Regions from separate parts of the Homo sapiens genome. Here all the other regions are linked to region 2. Evidence: chromatin contacts called from ENCODE Hi-C or POLR2A ChIA-PET data. All regions are on one chromosome and are shown on one strand. The core of a region is the stretch at or near the end of the contact, and the rest is flanking DNA. Distances in the headings are between cores, read along the strand shown.

Evidence for each region. A loop is a pair of places that touch in the nucleus more often than their neighbours do. ChIA-PET counts read pairs that join two places held with the same protein, here RNA polymerase II (POLR2A). Pooled maps may share reads with other maps.
Region 1: a pooled map shows a loop between it and region 2 (7-fold over the local background). The contact joins two enhancer-like sites. A Hi-C loop is called at or near these places in 1 of 168 maps with a recorded cell type or tissue (mesothelial cell of epicardium) and 7 of 50 pooled maps. POLR2A ChIA-PET finds 5 or more read pairs at or near these places in 1 of 52 experiments (activated T-cell).
Region 3: a loop to region 2 is called in a pooled map, with 4 times the contacts of the local background. The contact joins the promoter of KCNC4 here to the enhancer-like site in region 2. A Hi-C loop is called at or near these places in 1 of 168 maps with a recorded cell type or tissue (mesothelial cell of epicardium) and 6 of 50 pooled maps. POLR2A ChIA-PET finds 5 or more read pairs at or near these places in 1 of 52 experiments (activated CD4-positive, alpha-beta T cell).

Annotation. Positions count from the first base shown.
Region 1 is chr1:110,234,474-110,237,349 of GRCh38, reverse strand. It overlaps a transcript of KCNC4 not described here. Among named protein-coding and RNA genes, the nearest start is that of KCNC4, 26 kb to the right of the region's middle. RefSeq lists a silencer at 806-915 and enhancers at 1,427-1,927, 1,928-2,428. Within about 2 kb of position 1,454, at least 14 of the 41 ENCODE cell types and tissues checked have a DNase peak (open chromatin) inside an H3K27ac peak, as active enhancers do.
Region 2 is chr1:110,633,612-110,636,311 of GRCh38, reverse strand. No RefSeq gene overlaps it. Among named protein-coding and RNA genes, the nearest start is that of KCNA2, 29 kb to the right of the region's middle. RefSeq lists an enhancer at 1,390-1,579. Within about 2 kb of position 1,376, at least 14 of the 41 ENCODE cell types and tissues checked have a DNase peak (open chromatin) inside an H3K27ac peak, as active enhancers do.
Region 3 is chr1:110,208,943-110,211,863 of GRCh38, reverse strand. KCNC4 (potassium voltage-gated channel subfamily C member 4) reads right to left here and starts at 1,550. Exons shown (of 4, transcript NM_001039574.3): 1 at 1-1,550. The coding sequence starts at 364. It overlaps KCNC4-DT (KCNC4 divergent transcript), which reads left to right and starts at 1,877. Exons shown (of 2, transcript NR_046546.1): 1 at 1,877-2,253; 2 at 2,660-2,921. RefSeq lists a silencer at 1,191-1,870.

The DNA of each region.
Region 1 (2,876 bases), core at 205-2,704, 400 kb after region 2:
GTATGGGGATGGTTTCCAATACCTTGTATTAAATAAATGTTTGTTTGAGACAGGGTCTCGTTCTGTCGCCCAGGCTGGAGTGCAGTGGTATGATCATAGCTCACTGCAGCCTCAACCTCCTGGGCTCAAGAAATCCTCCCGAGAAGCTGGGGCTACAGGCACATGCCATCACACCTGGCTAATTTTTCTTTTTCTTTTTTTTTGTGTAGAGATGGGGTCTCACTATGTTATCCAGGCTGGTCTCAAACTTCTGGCCTCAAGCAATCCACTCTCCTCAGCTTCCCAAAGTGTTAGGATTACAGGCATGAGCCACCATGACTGGCAGTAATAAATTTATAATAGCAAGGGAAACAACAGAAAATAAGGTTCTTATATATACCTACTATGTACCCACAAAAATTACAAATCAAAAATTTCATTAAAAAAAGATTTTTTAAAATTTAAACCCAATCTGCCCTCCTAACATTTCCACCTATTATTTCCGGATCTGCTCTCTGCAATCAGAGAAGAATCTAAACCCACTTCCCCACAGGTACCCTTTAAACACCTGGTAGTTGGGATCAGGTTTCCAAGACTTCTCCAGCTTGAGCCACTCCTCATGTAACTTGGGTTCCAGAGCAGTCCTACCCCCACTTACCCACTTCTGTGCGTCAGAGAATAAAACTCCAGTGGGGTCGCAGAGGGAAGGAACCAAGCAGTCACTGAGCTGGGTGTTGCCTGCTGCTAATTAATGAATGAATCCCAAGAGGACATTCCTCCTCGCTTTATGTGTGTGTGGGGTGGGGTACATACACGTAAAAGGGAGAGTGAGTTTAATGATTCACTTCTCCAAGCCTTGGTTTCTTATCTGTAAAAGGGGAAAACAATACCTTTGCTATGAGAATCAATTGCAGTTAAGGAAATAACACTAAAAGCACAAACTCCTACACTGGAGGTTATGACTCACAAGCCCCACTCAGTTCAGAGAGTGGCTAAGCATTGGACCCACAGAGCCAGACTGAGTTTGAATCCCAGCTTTGCTACTTAATGGCTGTGTGACTTTGGAGAAATGACCTGACATTGTTGTGTTGGTTTTCTCCTCGTAAAACAAAGGTAAGGATAACATCAATCTTGGAATGCATCTTTATAAGCATGAAATGTACTGCCCAGCACTCAATAAATGTTCGCTGTTAGGTATAATCATCCCCTCTTATTCCTTCACAAGGAGATAAGGACTAAGGACTTCAGTGAAATGAGGCTGATTCACTGAAAAGTGAGGTCATCAAACCAAACTGGTCATCTGTTACTGGAGTGAGTTGCCCCAAAATACTCCCCTCTCCCTCTAGCAATGGTTATGTGCTAGGCACTGTGCGCGAGGCTTTACAGGCGCCGACTCATTTCTCCTCATGGCTCAATGAGAGAGACACGGCCTCAGGCAGATACTACATTTAAAAGATGAGGAAATAGACGTTCACAGAGGCTGAGTAACTTGCCCAGGGTCACACAACAAGGAAGTGATGGAGTCAGGACTCAAACCCAAGTCTGCCTGACTTCAAAAGTCTGTCTTATTCTTTTAAACAATGTCCTGTTCTTTTAACCAGCTCCCTACCTTGGGCTCGACTCCAGCTTTGGGGAACAGGAGGAAGCCAGAGCCCTTTCTTCCTTGACAGCACGGCCTGCTGTTTCTGTGAGGTGGGGAGGAGGGGCAGTCTGCTGCTTCTCTCGTCCACCCCTCCACCCTCCTGCACACTGCCCCCTCCTCTTCCAGCAGCCTGAAACGGTCACTGGGGACCCCAGTTGCCACCCCTTCAGTCCCCTCAGGACCACTCTGGCATCTAGTACCCCTGCTGCTGGCTGGGTTCTCAGCCCCTGACCATGAAATGGTTCCACATCGATCTACAGAAAAAACAGCCACTTTGGCCGTGGGCCCTGATGCGTAATATCATTATGGAGTCAGCAGCGCATCCCGTCCCATTATCGCCTGGCCAAGCTTTTCCAAGGCCAGCCTGGCTGCAAATGGCTTTCTCCTGTCTAGGGGGGCCACAGCCACTGTTTGCCCTCCACTACCGGAGGAGAAATTTTATCTTTAATTGACACTGGCTGCCTGCCACCCCCTTGCCTCGGCTGGCCCAGGCTCCAAGCCCGATCTTTCCTTACACTTCAGGAACAGGCTTCCCCTGGCTTCTTCCCTCTCCTCGGCCATTCCGTCCTCACCCTGCTGTTCTACACTGCCCAAGACAGCTCCCGGGTGTGTTCTTGTCCTTTCTTGGTGCAGCTGGACACGGAGATCTCAGAAGTCTGTGGAGAAAAGTCTGAGAGTGACAGGAACAGGGCAGGGAGGGAGCTGACACTGTGCCGCTACTATATGTCATATCACAGGTAGACACATGACACCAGGCCAGGCTCTTCACTCTGTCTCTGAAACAGGGGCCATCATTATTCCCTAACAAACAGGGAAACCATTTCGGTGAGTCACCCCCAAGTCACCCAGCTAGCAAGCAGCAAAGCAAGACTTTGAATTGAGGCCCCTATGGTCCTACACAGATGCCCAGAGTAAGAGTGAGGAGTAAGACAAGAATAAGGAGAGGCAAGCAGGCAACCAGACCCGCCAGAGCCTGGTGCAAGATGGAAACGCAGGGCCCCTGTTCAACCATTATTAATTTCATGATGGTGACAGCCAAGCATTAAACCCAGCATGGGGCCCTTCTGAGTGGCTGCACAGGTTGCACACCCATGAAGCTGGCCCTGCGTGTGCCCCTATGTGAACGTGAGAGGGATAACAACAGTGAGAGCCAAGGGCCACGTCTGACCATCACTCACCATCTCCCCGTCCTATCCAGGCCCAGGATGTGTTCACTCTCCATCCCTAAGTGGTCCCCAGTTGTGCCACCAGTCTC
Region 2 (2,700 bases), core at 127-2,626:
GAGGCAGCTGCCACCCACGTACCATTTATTGTTACATGAGAGAGTAGGAACTTGGGTGATCAGATCCTCCGATTTTTAAAAAGAGGCTATCCATATAGATTTGTAAGCATAATCTCCCAATTTGTGCTGATGACTGATGCAAGTTTTTTAAATCCCAGGGCAGAGCAGGCCAACACCAAGTGGGTTGCAGACCCACATCTGTGAGCAGGATTCAGGGTGGTGCCCATTGTGACTCTACTCTAGAGTCCAAGATCTTAACCATTAGACTTTACTGTCTTAAAATATCAGCTAGCTTTATCTCTGGTGAGTCACAATTTTTCTTCCTATTATCTCCATCTATTGGCCTCAGTTCTGTCATCTAGAGCAACAGGGATTCAAAAAACACTAGCCTCCTATGCCCTTTTCTAGGCTAAACATCCCCAGCCCCATAAGCATCCCCATTTTGGCTTGGTTGCAGGACCTTTACCATGCAGGCCCCATGATTCTAGGCACGCTCCAGACACACTCCCACCAGCTCACAGGACTCCCCACATCCACTGTGGAACTAAGTCCTACCCATCATGTCTGGTCTGTGTCAAGCAGAGCAAAGCAGGCTTCTAGCCCACTAGGACTCATCTGAGACTAGAACCCAAAGTCACCTGGCCTCCTTGGCAGCTAAGAATTTGCCTTAGTTTAATTGAAGAGATACTGACCCCCCAAACCCAGTGGGAGGCTTCTTGGCCTCTGCAGTGATTGTCAATTTGTGGGAAGTGACATCCCAAACACCAGCACTTTCCCATCATTGTCCTGATGGTCCACCCCTATCCTTGCAGGGACTGTTCCAGGGTCAGCCCTTTAACACCCATGGTTTTCAGGCCCACACCTGACCGATCTTCCCTTCTGAGAAGACAGCCATGACACCAAGAATCCCTCTTCTTATAAAACAAATCTCAAGCTCCTTCCAGTATCTCTGTCTCAATGTTGAGAGATTTTCCCACGATTCATCAGACCCACTCTAAGATTCACCCCCATTTCCTGATTCTCACTGTCCAGAAAATGCCATGTGCCAGACTATGAACCTGGCTGTAGCCACCTGTGGATCAGAAAAAAAAAAAAAAAAAGGGCGATGAGTCAAAGTAAGGATCCAGAGGGTCAGAGAAGTATCCCTGGTGGCTTAGCCAAAACCTCCACACCCAACAGCTATGGGCTTCACCATCTGAGTACCTCTTTTGATTCCAGTCCCACTCTCAACTTCCCTCATGAAATGAAGAACTGCAAATACGGTAACCTGCTATGGAAACTGAGAAAAGCAAAGCAGCCTATCTTTTATTCTCGCTCTGCCTTCTGGTCCTTCCCCGGGGCCACTGGGGCTGGAGCTGAGCCGAGCAGCTGGGTTTTCCCCTGAGCAGTGACTCACAGATGTAGTTTCTCTGGCACAAATCTTCAGAACAGTCCCAGCTGGGAAGTCTTCCTGGTGGCCAAGTGATCCCTCACAGCTGCCAGCCTGGCAACAAGGGATCCCAGCTGGTGCTAAGTGATGAAGAACAGGCCTGGGCTTTGTTCCTCAGCTAAAGAACCTGTCTGTTCCACTCACTGGATCCCAGATGTAATTCATCATCAAGGTCACTGAGGAGCACCCAAGCCCTTGGCCCATCAATACCACTTTAGTAAAGTCAGATTTCTGAGAGGCGTCACAACTACCACTAAAGAGCATCAGCTCATTGCCAAGTGCATTACAGAGGTCCTGGCACTACCCATGTTCCTGCCAAGTGCTTAGGCATTAAAATTGACTGGGGCAAGCAGAAGGGACACACTGCCAAGGATACACCCTCCAGTACAGGAAGGCAACAGGCTCACGCAGTGTCAGGGCTAGGCAAGATCATGATTTTTCACAGTTTTAGGCAGCAGAATCCTCTTTCCAAACAAAATCTCATGCAGAAGTCTAGAATTCTGGCAGATTCAAGGGTAGCTGCTCAGCTGGAGACCAAGGTGGGGCCAGGAACTGATCCCCTGCAGATTCCCTGTAATCTTCCCACCCCCCAGCTCTGCAACACCACCCAGGTACCTTTAGCCTCTTTCACTGAATCGCTGGGGTCCACCTGACAAGGCTGAAAACTTGCCACTCTGGTCAGCCTCTTGGCATTCAGAGGGGGAAACTGAGGCTGGTAGAATATGACATGCATTTCCCAAGGTCACATGGTGAATATGTACTACAAATTCAGGAGAATAAAAAGTCTTGTCAACCAAGCTTTTAGTGAACCAGAACATCTGTACAGACCGGCAGTCCATAAGGGTTGGAAGAGTAAGTGATTACAGACATAAAGTTAATTTTTATTTTGTCTCAGCCACTTTTTTGCTGCCTGTCCTCAGGCAAGTCACCCAAGTCCAGCTGGCCTAGGGCTGGATTACATCCAGTGGCCTTTTGAGGCATCCCCTGCTCATCTTTCATTATCTAGAACACGACAAGACCCCCTCTCAGAGCTGCCCACCCATTCCCTCCTCAGCCATCAAAGGCCTTGGCACCTGGCTCCCAGGCTTCCCCTCAAATTCAGTTATCACCCTGACATCCAGAATCCTGGGGACCAAAACCTTTGACCTTTTCCTCTCCAGGCTCCTACACCCTGACTCTGCTTGGGGACCCCACTCAAGGCCACATCCTGAACTTTGACGGGACTTGCACTCCTTGGGAATTTTAAACTCAAACATCCCACTCTCACCTCT
Region 3 (2,921 bases), core at 301-2,800, 420 kb after region 2:
ACACGTCCGCGGGGCAGTGCAGCTTGCCGGTGCGGTAGTAGTTGAGCACGTAGGCGAAGACGCCCGGGTGCCTGTCGAAGAAGAACTCGCAGCCCCCGCCGCCGCTGCTGCCGCTGCTACCCACACCGCCGCCATCGGTCTCGGGCCGGCCCCCGCCGTCGGGGTCGGCCAGCCAGGCGAGGCGGGTTCCCGGTAGGGTGCGCAGGGTGCTGCGGTAGGTCTCATGTCGCGTGCCGCCCACGTTGATGATGATCTTCTCCGACGCCTCGCCCTTGGCCATCTCCTCCTTCAGACATGTTTTGGACGGAGGCTTGTTCCCCGACTTGCGCCCGCGGTAGGAGGAGACACACACCGAGCTGATCATAAGAAGCGCTGCGGGGCTCCGGCTTGGGGCGGCCGCTGCCCTCCAAACACCCTTCCCGAGGAGGCAGCGTCAGACGGGGGAGGGGGAGGAGACGAAGAGGAGGCAGGAGGCGGTGGCGGCCCCCTCTGCGGCTTGGGCTTGCCCCTGCCTATCCCCCTAGGACGCGGAGCGGGAGGAGTTGGATTTCTCCGGTACACAGGTGGTTGGGGTTAGGGCAGGAAGCTCCGGAGAGAGGGAGGCGCAGAGAGGGAGGACCCGGGGAAGTAGAAGCAAGCACACACGCGGTCCCCCGCTACGACGGGACACACAAACGCTCTGGGCCGGGGACACGCCCCCGCCTTCACCCCGACCAAAGACGAGGAAGCGCACAGTCCACGCGCACCGCGAAGGTCCGGGGCGCTCGCGCTCACACGGGCCACCCTCCGGCTCCAAGACCGCACCAAGCCCCGGAATAGCCGGCTTCCCCGCAGCGGCGGCAGCGCAGCAGCAACAAGTCCTCCGAGCGGCTGCCGGGGCCAGGCCGACACTCTCACGGCAGCCGGAGCTCCGTGGGCCCGGGCTGCTTGCGGTCAACACGAGGCGGCGGCGGCGGCATGTGGCCTCTTCCCCCCATTCATAAATCCAGCGCCGGGCGAGGAAGGCAGGCGGGGCAGAGCAGAGAGCGGCGGCCGGGCGGGCGGGGGCTGCGCAGGGCGAGGCGGCAGCTGGAAAACAAGCGCGCCCGCAGGAGCGAGCCTCGGGTCCTGCGTCCGCGGCTGGGAGCTGCGCCGGACCGGGCGCAGCGCTGCGGGGGCCGCGCTGGGGCGGGGGTGCCTCAGACGGGGCGTCCTGCGCGGCGCCGAGCCTGGGGGGCGGGGCCGCTCTGGGGAGCCGGGCTCTGGGCACTGGCGAAGGTGTACCGGGGGCGGCGGCCGAGCGGCCAAGGACACCTGCAGGCTTCCCGGGCCGCGCGGAGAGGGAGCCTCAGCGCAACGCCCCGGCGCCTGGTTCCTGCGATCTGGCGGCGCTGGGAGCCACGCCATCTACGCGTCTGCCCATCTCCGGGCGGGGCGCCGGCCTTGGCTCGCGCGCGGCAGGGGGCGGGCGCGAGGTGGCATAGGGGAGGGGGCGCCTCGGCGCCGGTGGGCTGGGGCCCTAGGGGCTCATGGTCTCCCTCCGGCGCTGGCAGCGGCCGCCACGCCCCAGTGGCGCCTTTTCCTCCGGGGCCCCGCCTCGCCCAGACGCGCCCTTCGCGGGGCGGGGTGGGCGGGGCGCGGCGCAGCGCGGGGCCGATCCGACTCACTGCAGGCCCTGGCGACCGAGCGCAGTCTTCCTCCCCGGAGCCGAGCCCCAACCAAGCGCGTCACCTCCTCGCCGCCAGTGCCCAGCCCAGCGCGCCGCCCCTGCGCGCTTCCGCCGGCAACCCCTCCCGCCCCCCTCAGCCCTGCTCCGCGCCTCCCCCGGGCCCGCAGCTCCTCCCACCGCAGCCCGCTGACACCGAAGCGCTCTCGACCCCTGACCTCTAACCTCCGCCCGGCTCTTCTTGCTTCGTCCCTCGCCCCCTCCCCGCCAAGCTGGTCGCACTGTTGCCGTTTCACTGCGGCTGACGGAAGGCCAAGGAAGAAAGAGGGTAGAGACGCTGTCGCGAGGATCAGGCTGCCCTCTCCTTTCCCAGGGACCGTGTTGGGGCCTTCTGACCACCCCGCCCCGCATCCTGCGCCTCGGAGGCCCAACGTAGCCCAAGACACCCATGGTCTTGATGCTCTCCGCCTCTGTCCCAGCCACCAAAGTCCCCGCGATGGAATGGAGGACGGGGTGGCCTTGGGCAGAGAAGCGCTTCTTGTGCCGGATGGAAGGAAACCGTAGCTCTGGCTGTGTTCATCGCGAAATGTTTTATGGATGTGGAGTGGGTGGGTGGCCCTGAAAAGTCATTAGTTAAAGCCTTTGCTCGTCATTGCTCTGGGGTCCACATAGGAAATGCCCGTGTCCTGCCTCATGACCCCTTCCTGTTTCTACTCTTATTCTACCCATTACAATTTGACTTTGCCTGTGTATATGTCTCCTCTCCCCTCCCTAACCCTGAGCTCCTGCAGGCGGCATTGTGCTTTTTCATCTTGATAGCTCCCACAGTGCCTGCCTCTGAGAACCTGTTTGCTAAGTGATTGAGAAGCTGCCATACCCAAAACGTAGGCACCAACAGGACTTTACTGGCCCTATCCCAAGAGCAATTTCCAGATTCATTTGTTTTTGTTAAGTCCAGAACCTATTTTACATCTTCATATTAATCCCCATTGGGTTTTTTTTTCTTTTTTACAGCTTCAGGCAGCCTCCATGCCTGTCTGGATGATGTAAAGAGATCTTGAGGCAGAAATGAAAGGTGAATGACACACCTGCCCTGGACACCTGTGCACCTTCCCAGTTCCAGATCAGGCAGTACCTAGCTCAACTGAGAAAAACAAGACAAGGGCCTATGTGTGTCTCAGGAAAGGTTAAAAGCTCAGTGCCAATGCAAGGGATTTTTACAAGCAAAAGTCTCATTATTAATGAGGCCAGAAAACCAAAATGACAATGATCTTTG